Regions from separate parts of the Homo sapiens genome. Here region 2 is linked to region 1. Evidence: read pairs that join two places in POLR2A ChIA-PET (ENCODE). Cell type or tissue: Panc1. All regions are shown on one strand.

What was found. Peaks named below come from ENCODE experiments on the same cell type or tissue, not always from the same donor. Only the 100,000 strongest peaks of a DNase experiment are listed, where the experiment ranks them.
Region 2: POLR2A ChIA-PET joins it to region 1 with 10 read pairs; 3 of 35 experiments call an interaction of 5 or more read pairs at or near these places.

The regions. Positions count from the first base shown.
Region 1 is chr11:46,375,732-46,383,731 of GRCh38, forward strand. It overlaps DGKZ (diacylglycerol kinase zeta), which reads left to right. Exons shown (of 31, transcript NM_001199267.2): 21 at 120-220; 22 at 335-414; 23 at 597-666; 24 at 793-833; 25 at 1,342-1,481; 26 at 2,467-2,498; 27 at 2,726-2,769; 28 at 3,260-3,380; 29 at 3,472-3,505; 30 at 3,738-3,837; 31 at 4,100-4,820. The coding sequence ends at 4,216. It overlaps MDK (midkine), which reads left to right and starts at 5,938. Exons shown (of 5, transcript NM_002391.6): 1 at 5,938-6,027; 2 at 6,326-6,402; 3 at 6,563-6,730; 4 at 6,856-7,017; 5 at 7,738-8,000. The coding sequence starts at 6,327. The coding sequence ends at 7,763. MIR4688 (microRNA 4688) reads left to right here and starts at 671; the gene lies at 671-753. RefSeq lists an enhancer at 4,669-5,303 and silencers at 4,803-5,012, 5,443-5,642, 6,073-6,182, 6,603-6,652, 6,628-6,922. In Panc1, CTCF peaks have their summits at 7,618 (motif pointing right) and 7,820; no DNase peak of the experiment used is centred here; H3K4me3 peaks cover 2,653 bases; H3K27ac peaks cover 2,309 bases.
Region 2 is chr11:46,571,191-46,579,190 of GRCh38, forward strand. The region is part of intron 1 of AMBRA1 (autophagy and beclin 1 regulator 1); the gene reads right to left. Among named protein-coding and RNA genes, the nearest start is that of AMBRA1, 19 kb to the right of the region's middle. In Panc1, no CTCF peak of the experiment used is centred here; no DNase peak of the experiment used is centred here; H3K27ac peaks cover 585 bases.

The sequences.
Region 1 (8,000 bases):
CCCCAGGGGTGTTGGGAGTGGAGCGGGACCTTCTCTCGGCAAGTGGTTTGGTGCCAGGCCGAGGGTGGCACCAAGGCAGGGCCCTTGCTGAGCCCCCGCTTGCCGGCCCTGCCCGACAGCCAGCAGCCGGTGCCAGAGCAGTTGCGCATCCAGGTGAGTCGCGTCAGCATGCACGACTATGAGGCCCTGCACTACGACAAGGAGCAGCTCAAGGAGGCCTGTGAGTGCGGTGGGGCGGCCTGGCAGGGTGGCCAGGAGGGGCTGAAGCAGCCGGGGCCCCCTTGGGCAGGGCTGTGGGGTGCAGCCAGCTGCTGACAGGTGCTCTGTTCTCCAGCTGTGCCGCTGGGCACTGTGGTGGTCCCAGGAGACAGTGACCTAGAGCTCTGCCGTGCCCACATTGAGAGACTCCAGCAGGTAAGGGGTGGGGGCTTCCCCAGGTGCCCACCGAGAGGGTGGTGGGAAGTGAGGCCAGGCCTCTTCCTCCCGCAGCCAGCTCGCCCTGCGGAGCCTCCTCTGTGCTGGTTCCCCCTACTCCAAGTTCCCTTCCCTCCCTGGCCCCCACTCTATCCCAGCCTGGCCTTTGCTTCTCTCAACAGGAGCCCGATGGTGCTGGAGCCAAGTCCCCGACATGCCAGAAACTGTCCCCCAAGTGGTGCTTCCTGGACGGTGAGTCTACTCCCAGGGTGCCAAGCTGTTTCGTGTTCCCTCCCTAGGGGATCCCAGGTAGGGGCAGCAGAGGACCTGGGCCTGGACATGGCACTCCCTGATCCTCAGCTGCCCTCTCTCCCACAGCCACCACTGCCAGCCGCTTCTACAGGATCGACCGAGCCCAGGTGAGCGATTGCAGGCCTGCTCCAGCCACAGCTGCTTCCGGGCCCCAGGGTCGCCTCTCCTGGGACGCCTTCCCTGTTAGCTCCCCCGATGGGCTCACCTCTGTCCTCATGCCTCTGAGAGCTTTTACTATTGCCTGTGTGCATGGACAGCGTGCGGCCCTGCCCTCCACACTGGAGAGTATAGGGCGGTGCCAGCCAGAAAGGCAGTGGGGTACCTACCAAAGGCTTGCTGGGTGGGTAGGAGGGCCTGGAAGCCCAGAGCCATCCAGGGAGACACAGAAGCAAAGGCATTCTGGTCAGGCGCCAGCTCACCTGGTAAAGTCTGGGCAGTCGGAGGAGGTGTCAGGAATGGGAAGGAGTGGGAGAGGGACAGGCAGGGCCCCTTGCCTGGCCACCTCCTTTCAGTGTTTGTGCTCATGGCAGAGGCTTCTCCAGGTCTACCAGCCTTGCTGCCCCTCGGCCCCCACCGTCAGGTGCCCTGACCTCCCGCCCTGACCTCCCCCCACAGGAGCACCTCAACTATGTGACTGAGATCGCACAGGATGAGATTTATATCCTGGACCCTGAGCTGCTGGGGGCATCGGCCCGGCCTGACCTCCCAACCCCCACTTCCCCTCTCCCCACCTCACCCTGCTCACCCACGCCCCGGTGAGTCCTGGTGTCCCGTCCCTCCAGCCCCTGGCTTTCAGCCCCACCTGTAAGCCGATGACTTCTGAATCCCTGCTTCTAGCCCCTCCACCAGTTAACTAAATGGTGTCAACCTGAACCTGGCCAAAGCCCACCTGACGGCCTTCAGCCCTGTGGTTCTGTGGGGAAGCGGCCTCACGTCCACCCTGGTTCCCTCCCTGACTTCTCCCTCCTCTGGACCTCATCCTTCAGCCAGTCCTGGCAGCCCCCGGACCCACCACCTGAGCACTCCTCCCCACCCCTACTGCCACCAGCCCTTCCCGGCTGCCACGCCCTGGCCCCCAGCTCTTATATCCCTGTGGCCATTCGTGCCCTCGAACCCCCATCTCCATACCACGGTCAACTAAAAATGCAGAGCATACCAGGCCACTCCCCAACCTAGAAGCTTCTTTCTCAGCAGCCCTTTGGACGTGGATTCTCCCCAGGCCCCCCGTCATTGCACTGGGCTCCCAGCCCCCTCCCTGAGTTCACCTCCATGGTCCTGCCCCACTCTCTTCTCTTGGTTCTTTGAGGCATCAGGTGTTTGCCACCACTGGACTTCTGTCATCGCTGCCTCCAACTCTTCCCCCATCTTTCCGGAGCTCCCCCACCCCCATCCCCTTCGAATCTCAGCTTGGCTGTTTCCTCCTTGGAGAGATCACTCCCAGGACCCCCTCTGCAGGGGTGCCACATCACCTGTTCTGAATTCTTAAGAGCACCCCTGCTCTCAGAACTCCTTATTTATTTGACTTGTTTGTATCCCTGAACTAGAATGTAAGCTCCATGAGGGCAAGGCCTTCCTCTGTCTCGTTTCCCTGCTGTATCCCCAGTGCCTGGAATAGTGCTTGGTGTGTAGCAGGCACTCAATAAACTGTGGAAAGGATGAAGATGCCCCCAGTTGGGGTTGGGGAGGGCGACCAGCTGGCCTGTGCCGTAGCCGGTCACAGCACATCATGCTCTGTTGCAGGTCACTGCAAGGGGATGCTGCACCCCCTCAAGGTGAGGCCTCTCCCTCTGGGGCCCCTCCTTTCTGCCTGGTTGGGGGCAGGAGGCTCAGTGGGGTGGGGATAGGGCCCAGACACAGCCTTACACAAACACAGCCTTTGAGCTTCACGCACCAACGGAGCCCTGGGCACACATGCCTGGCCGGCACAGTCCTGTCCACTGAGGCACCAACCCAAGCCCAGGCCTCCGACTGCAGAGTAACAGGCAGGTATTCCGTGCAGGTGAAGAGCTGATTGAGGCTGCCAAGAGGAACGACTTCTGTAAGGTACTAGCTCCAGGCTCCAGTTCCTTCCCCCAGCAGCTCCCTCGGGCCCTGGGGAGCGAGGCCTCTGGGTTGGGCCAAGAGCTGACCTGCTCAGGTGCTGTCATCTGTCATCGTCTGGCCCTCTGTGGGATCTCCAGTGATCGTCCCATTCCACTTCACTGTATCTCTGTCTAGGCCACAATAGATGGCTCCTAGTAGGGGCTTCCTAGCTCAGTCCACCTGTCCCTGGTGCTTAGAAAGGAGCAGGTCAGAGGAAGCACTGCTCCAGGGCTTGGTCACCAGTGCTGCCAGAGAGCCCACAGGCTGTGGGGTGAGAGGCCCCTCCTCCGGTGTGCTCCAGAGAGACCCACAGAGGCAACTCAGGAGTAAGATGTGTGAGCGCACTCGTTTCAGGCCTGTGCTGGTGTACCCGGCTGTGGGCCAGCGTGTGAGCTCAGGGAAGGAGGGGTGGCCCCAGGAGGTCCAGCCCTGCCATGCCTCCTGCCCTCAGCTCCAGGAGCTGCACCGAGCTGGGGGCGACCTCATGCACCGAGACGAGCAGAGTCGCACGCTCCTGCACCACGCAGTCAGCACTGGCAGCAAGGATGTGGTCCGCTACCTGCTGGACCACGGTGAGCCGGGCAGTGGAGCCCAGGGCCTGGGGCCAAGGTGGGAGGAGGAGGGGCTGCCAGGCCTCTCTGACCACCACCTCCCCTTCTCCAGCCCCCCCAGAGATCCTTGATGCGGTGGAGGAAAAGTAAGTATCTGGGCAGTGCAGAACCGTGGTCACCCCGGAAACCACCCTTTTCCCCACCCCTCCCATTTTGTCAGGTCAGAGCCCATAAACTTCCTGGTCACATCTGTCATCCCCTGGGCCACCCCTATTGCCCCAGAGCCCTGAACTTCCTGCCCTTTCTGATGGCCCTTGGGAGACAGATGGGTGGATCAGGGGACGGGATGGGGTACACAGCCAGCCCCTGCTCCCCCAGCGGGGAGACCTGTTTGCACCAAGCAGCGGCCCTGGGCCAGCGCACCATCTGCCACTACATCGTGGAGGCCGGGGCCTCGCTCATGAAGACAGACCAGCAGGTGAGCAGACGGCAGGCAGGGAGCCCACGAGGGCACCAACCAAACCTTTCCCAAGGTCCTAGGCGGGAGCTGGGGCTGGGGGCTGTCCCTGGGAAGACACAGTCCAGACCCTGGGAAACCTGAGCCAGCAGGGGAGGAGCTGGTGGGCAGAGAGGCCTCCCTCCCTGACCAGGCCACAGGGAGGTAGAGCCCCTGCCTCTCAGCCTGCTAGGGGTTAGGCCTGCCTCTGGCCCCTGCTGATCGCAGCTCCGCCCTCCTCCAGGGCGACACTCCCCGGCAGCGGGCTGAGAAGGCTCAGGACACCGAGCTGGCCGCCTACCTGGAGAACCGGCAGCACTACCAGATGATCCAGCGGGAGGACCAGGAGACGGCTGTGTAGCGGGCCGCCCACGGGCAGCAGGAGGGACAATGCGGCCAGGGGACGAGCGCCTTCCTTGCCCACCTCACTGCCACATTCCAGTGGGACGGCCACGGGGGGACCTAGGCCCCAGGGAAAGAGCCCCATGCCGCCCCCTAAGGAGCCGCCCAGACCTAGGGCTGGACTCAGGAGCTGGGGGGGCCTCACCTGTTCCCCTGAGGACCCCGCCGGACCCGGAGGCTCACAGGGAACAAGACACGGCTGGGTTGGATATGCCTTTGCCGGGGTTCTGGGGCAGGGCGCTCCCTGGCCGCAGCAGATGCCCTCCCAGGAGTGGAGGGGCTGGAGAGGGGGAGGCCTTCGGGAAGAGGCTTCCTGGGCCCCCTGGTCTTCGGCCGGGTCCCCAGCCCCCGCTCCTGCCCCACCCCACCTCCTCCGGGCTTCCTCCCGGAAACTCAGCGCCTGCTGCACTTGCCTGCCCTGCCTTGCTTGGCACCCGCTCCGGCGACCCTCCCCGCTCCCCTGTCATTTCATCGCGGACTGTGCGGCCTGGGGGTGGGGGGCGGGACTCTCACGGTGACATGTTTACAGCTGGGTGTGACTCAGTAAAGTGGATTTTTTTTTCTTTTCTGCTTTTCTTCTTTTGCGGGGGAGGTCTAACAAGCAGCGGGGGCTGCGGGGTTGTCCTCGGGGTGGGGGACTGGACGCTGTCGACAGCACCTTCCTGGGGCCCCGGCTCCCGTTTGGTGGTTGGTCCCAGGGCCTGCCCGGTTCCTGACCTCTGCCCGGCGGCCGCGCTCGTCGGGGCCGGGGGCGGGGCCGATCCCTCCGGCTTCCCGCTTCCCGCGGAGAACAACAATGAAAGTGAAAGAGGGGTGGGGCGGGGGCGAGCCCGGGTTCTGTGGCCCATTTGCCCTGTGGCCTTGAGCAAGCCCCTCCCCCAGGCCTCGGGGGCTCTCCCGGTTTGGGGGAACCGGGCGAGGCAATGCCACAGGCCCAGGGTTAGAGGGGGTGGGCACTTGCAGCTGCCGATGTGGCTGGATCTGGAACTTCTCAGACGGCTCCTGTCAGCGCCAAGTTTCACCAAATCCAGGCCTGCGGGCTCCTCCCCCAGGACCCCCACTCGCAGTCCCTCAAGCCTGTGCTCCCGGAAAGGCACTGGGCGACCGCACCCGTGGCTTTCTCTGGGCGACCGGGTCCCAGACTCCCCCCAGCACAGCAGAGCGCTTCCCTGCCCACCCGCGGAAACCGCCCCAGGTGGGCCGCGCCCCCTCCCCAGCAGCCAGCAGGGCGCCAGGGCTGAGCCGGCCGTGGAGGGGAGCGGGTCCCGCGGGTTATACAGGCGCCGGGGCTCCGCGGCAGGCAAGAGAAGCTGAGGCCTGAGAACGGCCCGGGCCTTGGCGTACGGCAGGGGACGACCTGGGATGGGGGCAGCGGGCGGCGGCGCAGGGAGTGGGCCGGGGGCCGGTGTGCGCGGGCGGGACGGGGCCCGGGGTCGGGAGACCACCGCTCGGAAGATGGGGCCGGGAGAGGCCGCCGTCGCAGCGCAGAGGGCACCGGCGGGGAGACGCGAGGACGCGGGGCCGGGAACACGGACGCCGGAGTAGAAGCGCGGGGGGCGCGGGCTGGAGCGGGGGCGGGGACGCCGGGGTCGGGGGCGGTGCGGGTTTGAGGGGAGGGGGCGGGGCGGGTCCTTCCCTGGGGGGGTGGGGAGAGGGGGCGGGGGCCCATGTGACCGGCTCAGACCGGTTCTGGAGACAAAAGGGGCCGCGGCGGCCGGAGCGGGACGGGCCCGGCGCGGGAGGGAGCGAAGCAGCGCGGGCAGCGAGCGAGTGAGCGCGCGGCGGCCCCTGGTCCGCCCGGCCGCGGCCGATCTAGGGGCTGGGGGCTGGAGGCGGGGGTGGGGGTCTGAGCTGCGTCCTGGGCTCGAGGCGTCCCCCGGGGAGTCGCCTCTTAGCGGTGCGTCCGGGCTAGCGGCGAGGGGCCGCCCCAAGTCTTCCCACCGCCGCCACCTTAGCAGCCCGACTTGGGGCCTGGAAAGTGGAGCACGCGGAGGTGGGAGGGCCCTGCACGCGGCCCCCGGTGGGGAAGGGGACGGGCCAGGGATTCAGACTCGGGCTCTCCCCTCAGGATGCAGCACCGAGGCTTCCTCCTCCTCACCCTCCTCGCCCTGCTGGCGCTCACCTCCGCGGTCGCCAAAAAGAAAGGTGATGGGGGATGATCGAAGGAGGGCTGGGGACGGGCAGGCGAGGCCCCTCCACTTCTGGGCTGGGCCGCCTGGGTTCCTAGCCTGGAACCCCAGGAAGGCGGCTCCCGAGGGAGTCTCCCCGTGCCCCAGTCCTGAACTCTGTTCCTCGCGCGTTGTAGATAAGGTGAAGAAGGGCGGCCCGGGGAGCGAGTGCGCTGAGTGGGCCTGGGGGCCCTGCACCCCCAGCAGCAAGGATTGCGGCGTGGGTTTCCGCGAGGGCACCTGCGGGGCCCAGACCCAGCGCATCCGGTGCAGGGTGCCCTGCAACTGGAAGAAGGAGTTTGGAGGTGAGGCGGGGCGCAGTCAGAGGGCAGGAGACGGGGGGCACAGCCTCGCCGAAGCCTGGGCGGACCCTTGGCGGAGGGCGGGGCCGCGGGCCGCGCAGCGCTGACCTGGGCCGCTCTCTCGCCAGCCGACTGCAAGTACAAGTTTGAGAACTGGGGTGCGTGTGATGGGGGCACAGGCACCAAAGTCCGCCAAGGCACCCTGAAGAAGGCGCGCTACAATGCTCAGTGCCAGGAGACCATCCGCGTCACCAAGCCCTGCACCCCCAAGACCAAAGCAAAGGCCAAAGGTCAGCGAAAGGAGAAGGGGGTGGGGCTGTCGCGGGGGGCTGCCCCCCCCCCCCCCCGCCTGTGAGGGGACAATTCCAAGTTAAACCTTAAGTTTTGAGTCCTGGCCAGTGGCTTCCTGACATCGCCTCACTTGGCTTCCCTGCCTGGAAAAGTCTGAAGATGGGCACTACAAGAGAGGCCGCAGGTGATGCTGGGGACATAAATCCTCCCTGGCCCAAATAGGGACCAACTCAAACTACTCCATTGGAGCATCTGGCTTAGGACCCAGGGAGAGTGTCCTGGAACGGCTTGCCTTTGTCAGCTCTCCAGCCACGGGCAGCATTTGGTCAGCTCTGCCCTTTCTAGTGTTGGGAGGAGGTCAAGGCCCACCCTGGGCCTCTCAGCTCACTCGTGACTCAGCCCAGCGAGGCCAGCAGGGCAGGGGTGAATCTGCCCGCTTCTCAGGTGAGGAGGCTGAGGATGCCCAGGGCTGCTGTGACCAGGACTAGGACTGGAAACTTGAAGGTTTTCTGATCCCAAGTGGAAATAGGAAGCTGGGGATGTCCCATGTCCACATCACAATGGCTGCCCCATCCCCTGCTTCCGAGTCAGCTGATTGGAAACCACTAGGGGGCAGAATCTTCTCCTTCCCTGATGCCCGGGTGTTTGTGGAGCCGGCGGTCTGCAATGGGTCAGCCTAACTGCTGATATGGTATTAATATTTCTTTCTTGTTTTACAGCCAAGAAAGGGAAGGGAAAGGACTAGACGCCAAGCCTGGATGCCAAGGAGCCCCTGGTGTCACATGGGGCCTGGCCCACGCCCTCCCTCTCCCAGGCCCGAGATGTGACCCACCAGTGCCTTCTGTCTGCTCGTTAGCTTTAATCAATCATGCCCTGCCTTGTCCCTCTCACTCCCCAGCCCCACCCCTAAGTGCCCAAAGTGGGGAGGGACAAGGGATTCTGGGAAGCTTGAGCCTCCCCCAAAGCAATGTGAGTCCCAGAG
Region 2 (8,000 bases), 200 kb after region 1:
TTCTTCTATACAAATCACTCAGTAAGTATGACAGAAGTTTGCCAGCTCAAGTCAGCACAAAGCTCCTTCTCCAAAAATAACCCTGTAATTTTTAGAAATTCTAGCAATGAAAATAAAGTATCTTTAACTTTTTTGTCAAATCATGGATATACAGAGTTAAAAGTGACTTAGGGATCATTTTGAACATAAAATCTTGAAAAGTAGCCATATTACAGTGGTTCACTTCTGTAATCCCAGTGGTTTGGGAGGCAAAGCAGAAGGAGTGTTTGAGCCCTAAAGTCCGAGACCAGCCTGGGCAATCTGGCAAAACCCCATCTCTACAAAAAATACAAAAATTAGCCAGCCATGGTGGCACATACCTGTAGTCCCAGCTACTCAGGAGGCTGAGGCAGGAAGACCACTTTAGCCTGGAAGGTCAAGGCTGCAGTAAGCCATGGTTTGTGTCACTGCACTCTAGCCTAGGTGACAGAATGAGTCCGTGTCTCAATCAATCAATCTTTTTTTTTTTTTTTTTTTGAGACAAAGTGTCCCTCTGTCGCCCCAGGCTGGAGTGCAGTGGCGTGATCTCAGCTCAATGCAACCTCCACCTCCCAGGTTCAAGAGATTCTCCTGCCTCAGCCTCCTGAGTAGCTGGGACTACAGGAGCGCACCACCACGCCCAGCTAATTTTTGTGTTTTTAGTAGAGACAGGGTTTCACCATGTTGGTCAGGCTGGTCTTGAACTCCTGACCTCGTGATCCGCCTGCCTCAGCCTCCCAAAGTGCTGAGATTACAGGCTTAAGCCACTGCGCCCTGCCCAATCAATCAATATCTTAAAAAGTTAGATTCACAGCCAGGCGTGGTAGCTCACGCCTATAATCCCAGGACTTTGCGAGGCCGAGGTGGGTGGATCACAAGGTCAAGAGATCGAGACCATCCTGGCCAACATGATGAAATGCCGTCTCTACCGAAAATACAAAAATTTGCTGGGCGTGGTGGCGCCAGCCTGTAATCCCAGCTACTCGGGAGGCTAAGGCAGGAGAATCGCTTAAACCCGGGAGGCGGAGGTTGCAGGGAGCAGAGATCGTGCAACTGCACTCCAGCCTGGTGATAGAGCGAGATTCCATCTCAAAAAAAAAAAGTTAGATTCACTTGTCCATTGTTATAAGACTCACTAAGGGCATCTCTAGACATAAACCCAGGGCTCTTAACTCACTGTATAGGGTTTCTTTGCACTGCTGCTGCTTTAAATCCAGTAACAATAAATTTAATGAAGTCCAAGTTTTCTCATTTAATCAATCATAGATACATCCATGAGTAAATAATCATAGCAGTTTAAAAACGAACTTCATCAAAAACGAGCACACTAAGCACCCACCATGAGGTGCATACAGTAGGTAAAGAACTGCCTATCTTTGATATGGCAGAAGCTCTTAGGCATTGGAGGGAACTGTCAATACCCACTGAAAAATTGTCAGCATTATCATCATCATCTTGACAATCAGCTAGTATTTTGGGGTGTTTACTCTGAACCAGGCACTTTACATGTTATTTCTGATCCTTACAACAACTCTTGAAAGGTAGGTGTTATCATCCCCCCACTGTACATTTGTGGTCACCAGATTTAAAAATAAGTATTCTGAGCTGGGTATGGTGGCTCACGCCTGTAATCACAGCACTTTGGGAGGCTGAAGTGGATCACCTGAGATCAGGAGTTCAAGACCAGCCTGCCCAACCTGGTGAAACTCCGTCTCTACTAAAAATAAAAAAAATTAGCCGGGTGTGGTGGTGGACGCCTGTAATCCCAGCTACTCGGGAGGCTGCAGGAGGCTGAGGCAGGCGAATCGCTTGAACCTGGGAGGTGGAGGTTGGACTGAGCCAAGATCGCGCCATTGCACTCTAGCCTGGGCAACAAGAGCAAAACTCTGTCTCAAAAAAAAAAAAAAGGATTCTGGCCAGGCATGGTGGCTCATGCCTGTAATCCTAGCACTTTGGGAGACTGAGGTGGGCTGATCACCTGAGGTCAGGAGTTCAAGACCAGCCTCGCCAACATGGTGAAACTCTGTCTCTACTCAAAATACAAAAATTAGCCAGGTGTGGTGGCACGCACCTGTAATCCCAGCTACTCAGGAGGCTGAGGCAGAGAATCGCTGGAACCCGGAGGGCAGAGGTTGCAGTGAGCCGAGATCAAGCCACTACACTCCAGCCTGGGCGACAGAGTGAGACTCTGTCTCAGAAAAACAAAACAAAAAAAAAAAAACTCAGTCCATGCATTTTTCCTGCTGTACCACACTCCCTAAGGGCAGAATAACTGCACTGCACATGTGGCTGTGTTATCAAGTCACTTCAAACTTTGACATAATTTCCAGACTGGCAGTTATGTAATTTAGCCATCTTTTCAATCTTTAGATTGGTTTAGCTAATTTTCTTTTATGATTCCTCAAATGAGTGGTCTTCCAGGGTTTCTCTTTTTAAAGAAGCAGAATCCTTTTTCTTTTTTTTTTTTTTTATTATACTTTAAGTTTTAGGGTACATGTGCATATTGTGCAGGTTAGTTACATATGTATACATGTGCCATGCTGGTGCGCTGCACCCACTAACTCATCATCTAGCATTAGGTATACCTCCCAATGCTATCCCTCCCCCTCCCCCCACCCCACCACAGTCCCCAGAGTGTGATATTCCCCTTCCTGTGTCCATGTGATCTCATTGTTCAATTCCCACCTATGAGTGAGAATATGCGGTGTTTGGTTTTTTGTTCTTGCGATAGTTTACTGAGAATGATGATTTCCAATTTCATCCATGTCCCTACAAAGGACATGAACTCATCATTTTTTATGGCTGCATAGTATTCCGTGGTGTATATGTGCCACATTTTCTTAATCCAGTCTATCATTGTTGGACATTTGGGTTGGTTCCAAGTCTTTGCTATTGTGAATAGTGCCGCAATAAACATACATGTGCATGTGTCTTTATAGCAGCATGATTTATAGTCCTTTGGGTATATACCCAGTAATAGGATGGCTGGGTGAAATGGTATTTCTAGTTCTAGATCCCTGAGGAATCGCCACACTGACTTCCACAATGGTTGAACTAGTTTACAGTCCCACCAACAGTGTAAAAGTGTTCCTATTTCTCCACATCCTCTCCAGCACCTGTTGTTTCCTGACTTTTTAATGATTGCCATTCTAACTGGTGTGAGATGGTATCTCATTGTGGTTTTGATTTGCATTCCTCTGATGGCCAGTGATGATGAGCATTTTTTCATGTGTTTTTTGGCTGCATAAATGTCTTCTTTTCAGAAGTGTCTGTTCATGTCCTTCGCCCACTTTTTGATGGGGTTGTTTGTTTTTTTCTTGTAAATTTGTTTGAGTTCATTGTAGATTCTGGATATTAGCCCTTTGTCAGATGAGTAGGTTGCGAAAGTTTGCAGAATCCTTTTTCTAAAGGAAATCTTATGTGAAAACACCAAAATGTAAAGCAGGTCAAAGTTGAGCTGCTCTGGCTTAAGCAAGGTTGAGAGAACTAAAGCTCATCCTTACTCTCATGGCCAACTCTTGGGCACCTCCAAAGAATACTTTGAAAAATACTGGTTTAAAACTGAAGACTCTGCTTTCTCCATCTCAGCTCTACCATTTGCCAGCTGTATAACCTTTGACAAAAAACAATGTTTCACTTTTTCAAACAATGTTTCACTTTCTCTCATCCTTTACAGGTTTGTTACAAATATTACATGGAAGAATAAATGTAAAACTCCCTATACACGGTTCACATTCAAAAGTTAGTTTCCTTCCTCTTTATCTACAGTGTTAATAGTTGTTGCCAATTCAAGAAAGCTCAATAAATATATCTGAAGATATTCTTGGCAGCAGAGAAGTGAACAAGTAAATGCTCCCATAGTTCAACTAGCATAAACAAACCTAATAAATCCTTCATTAAAAGTACCAGTGGTATCAGTAACTCCCTCTTAGTCCTTTTGGGCTGCTTTAACAAAATACCAAAAACCACTCAGGCATGATGGCTCACACCTGTAATCCCGGCACTTTGGGAGGCTGAGGCAGGTGTATCACCTGAGGTCAGGAGTTCGAGATCGGCCTGACCAACATGGTGTAATCCCATCTCTACTAAAAACACAAAATTATCCCAGCGTGGTGGCACGTGCCTGTAATCCCAACTACTCAGGAGTCTGAGGCAGGAGCATAGCTTGAACCCGGAAGGTGGAGGTTGTGGTGAGCTGAGAGAGCACCATTGCACTCTAGCCTGGGCAACAAGAGCAAAACTCTGTCTAAAAAAAAAAAAAACTAGGTAGCTTATAAACAACAGAAATTTGTTTTTTTCTTTCCTTTTTTTTTTTTTTTTTTTTTTGAGACAGAGTCTCACTCCGTCACCCAGGCTGGAGTACAATGGTATGATCTCGGCTCACTGCAACCTCCGCCTCCTGGGTTCAAGCAATTCTTCTGCCTCAGCCTCGCAAGCAGCTGGGAATACAAGTGCACGCCACCACGCCCAACTAATTTTTGTATTTTTAGTAGAGATGGGGTTTCACCATATTGGCCAGGCTGGTCTCGAACTCCTGACCTCGTGATCTGCCTGCCACGGCATCCCAAAGTGCTGGGATTATAGGCGTGAGCCTCCGTGCCCAGCCAGGCTTCTATTTTTCCAGGCACCACAAACCAAAAATACATCTATGTCATGTGCACCCTCACCTGAGCAATTTTAAACTGGCTCTTGCCTAAAGAATTAAGAATCCATTGCCGTGGTCTATTATTAATAACATGTTCCCATTTCTTCATGTATAACCAGGGACCAAAGCTATTTTTATAGGAAAGAGATTGCCGGTCCCAATCTAAGCCCAGTCAACTCTCAAATCACACACTCTATGGAAGCTGCAGATGTTGGCTTTGATCACTATGATTCAGGAAGAATCATAACAGTAGATTACACAGCTAAGAAAAGAGTCATTTAAGATAAGGAAGACATCCCTGAGTATGGATGTGAAATCCAAAAAGATTTAGAATACTAATCTAGTATTTTACCAGGAACCCTGAGCAATTCACCTGCTCTCTATTGATTACTGCTTTGTGAGAAAAGTGAAAATATACTCATGAAAATGCCAGAGACATTGGTGTTGCTGTTGTTTTGTAGACGGGGTCTCCGTATGTTGCCAAGGCAGGTCTCGAACTCCTGGGCTCAAGAGATCCTCCCGCCTCAGACTCCCAAAGTCCTGGGATTATGGGCATGAGTCACTGTGCCCAGCCAGACATATTGCTTTGATTAACCATCAAACAATTATGTCCCAGGGTTATCAGGGACCTCAGCAAGTCATCTCTGTCACCTCCCTCATTTCTAAACAAGCTCACACCTGAATGATCCCAGAAAGATAGTCTTTGGAGAAGATACTTCATAATATCCCTCGGTAACAACATTTCAGTATCTTGTAGTCAGGAAGTTCTTTCTAACATGTAATCTACATCCTTTATGTTGCAATTAAAACACATTCCCTCTTGTCCTGTCCTCTATGGAAAGAGAACATCTGCTTAACACCACCTGAACAATATCCCTCCAAGAGATTATAAAATATAGGAAGCCCATTTCAAATAGCTTCATGTAAATGCAACATGGCTTTATATGGGTCACCTTAGACAAAGAACATGATTAAGAGTCTTAAATTCCTAATTCCATCACTGACTTGCTCTGAAGATGATAGGAAGTTAAAACCATGCAGATGCTGTGCTTCAATTATCCCATCAGTAAAATGCAAATAATAAAACCAGTATGTTAGAACTCAGTTCTTCATACAGGAAAGAGATTCTGAGTCCCAATCTAAGCCCAGCCAACAACTCTGAAATCACATACTCTGGAGAAGCTGCAGATGTTGGCTTTGATCTCTAACATGTCAGAAGATCATTAATATATTATCATAGGACCTGCAATTCCATTCCTACCTAGGTATATTCCTAAAATAACTGAAAATAAGCCAATGCACATGCATGTTCAAAGCAACACTATTCACAAGAGCAGAAGGCAGAAACAGCCCAAATGTTCTTCAATGGATGAATGGATAAACAAATGTGATGTATACACACAATGGAATATTATTCAGTCATGAAAAGGTATGAAGTACTGATAAATATTCCAATGGAGATAAATAAACCTCCAAAACATTACGCTAAGTCAAAGAAGCCAGACACAAAAGATCACATATTGTATGATGCCATTTACATGAAATATCCAGAATAAATCAATCCACAGAGACAGAATGCAGATTGATGGTTATCAGGGGCTGGAGGAAGGGCAGAATAAGGACAAACTGCTTAACTGGTAAGGGGTTTTACTTTGCAGAGATGGTAATGTTTTGAAACTAAAGAGGTTGCAGAACATTGTGAATGTACTTAAATGCCACTGAATTGTTCATTTTAAGATGGCTAAATTTACGTGAAGTGAATTTCAGTTCAGTAAATCCTTATTCTAAAAAAAAAAGAAAAAAGAAAAAAAATTCAGCCAGGCGCGGTGGCTCATGCCTATAATGCCAGCACTTTGGGAGGCCGAGGCGGGCAGATCACCTGAGGTCGGGAGTTTGAGACCAGCCTGACCAATATGGAGAAACCCTGTCTCTACTAAAAGTACAAAATGTGCCGGGCATCGTGGTGCATGCCTATAATCCCAGCTAGTCAGGAGGCTGAGGCAGGAGAATCACTTGAACCCAGGAGGAGGAGGTTGCAGTGAGCCGATATAGCACCACTGCACTCCAGCCTGGGCAACAAGAGTAAAACTCCATCTCAAAAACAAAACGAAACAAAACAAAAACGCTAGAAGCTGAGTGTGGTGGTTTGTACCTGTAATCCAGCTACTTGGGAGGCTAAAGCAGGAGGAAAGCTTGAGTTCAAGGCTACAGTGAACTACAATCACCACTGTAGTCTAGCCTGGAAGAAAGTGTGTCTCAAATAAACAAATAAAAGAATGCTAGGAGAACTAAAAAGGACAATGTCCATATAAGCATTTCCCAGGAAAGTTACCATATAAAATTCCAGGTAGGGCCGGACGTGGTGGCTCACACCTGTAATCCCAGCACCTTAGGAAGCCGAGGCGGGTGGATCACCTGAGCTCAGGAGTTCGAGACCAGCTGGGTCAACATGGAGAAACCCTGTCTCCACTAAAAATACAAAAATTAGCCAGGCGTGGTCATGTGCGCTTGTAATCCCAGCTACTTGGGAGGCTGAGGCAACAGAGTTGCTTGAACCTGGGAGGCAGAAGTTGCAGTGAGCCAAGATCGCACCACTGCACTCTAGCCTGGGCGACAGAGCAAGACTCCATCTAAAAAAAAAAAAATCTAGGTAGGACTGTAGCCAAAATGTTTATTATTATCATATAAATATGGCTAATTAGACTCTGGGCAAAGTATATAAATCACAAACTATTAATAGAAAACAATGGCGGGGCACAGTGGTTCACGCCTGTAATCCCAGCACTTTGGGAGGCCGAGGTGGGCGGATCACGAGGTCAGGAGATCGAGACCATCCTGGCTAACACGGTGAAACCCTCTCTACTAAAAATAGAAAAAATTAGCCAGGCATGGTGGCGGGCGTCTGTAGTCCCAGCTACTCAGGAGGCTGAGGCAGGAGAATGGTGTGAACCCGGGAGGTGGAGCTTGCAGTGAGCCGAGATTGCACCACTGCATGCACTCCAGCCTGGGCGACAGAGAGACTCAGTCTCAAAAAAAAAAAAAAAAAAAAAAAAAAGTATAGAGCTTTGAGCTTTGTCACAATTATACATTCAGTACATAGAAATAAGAGCCAATAAACAAGTGAATGAATAAAGAGGTTAACCAAGCACCTCAGCTAATTAGCTATAGCAACAATGACCACAAGAAAGCAATAAAAAAAAAAAAAAAAAAAAGATAAGGAATGAACTTTAAAAGCCAGTAATACCAAAATACAAAGAACCATTCAGTAGGGAGGTGAAAAAAGAAAGGCTAAACATAGCAAATTTTAAAAGTACATAAAAAGGGCCGGGCATGGTGG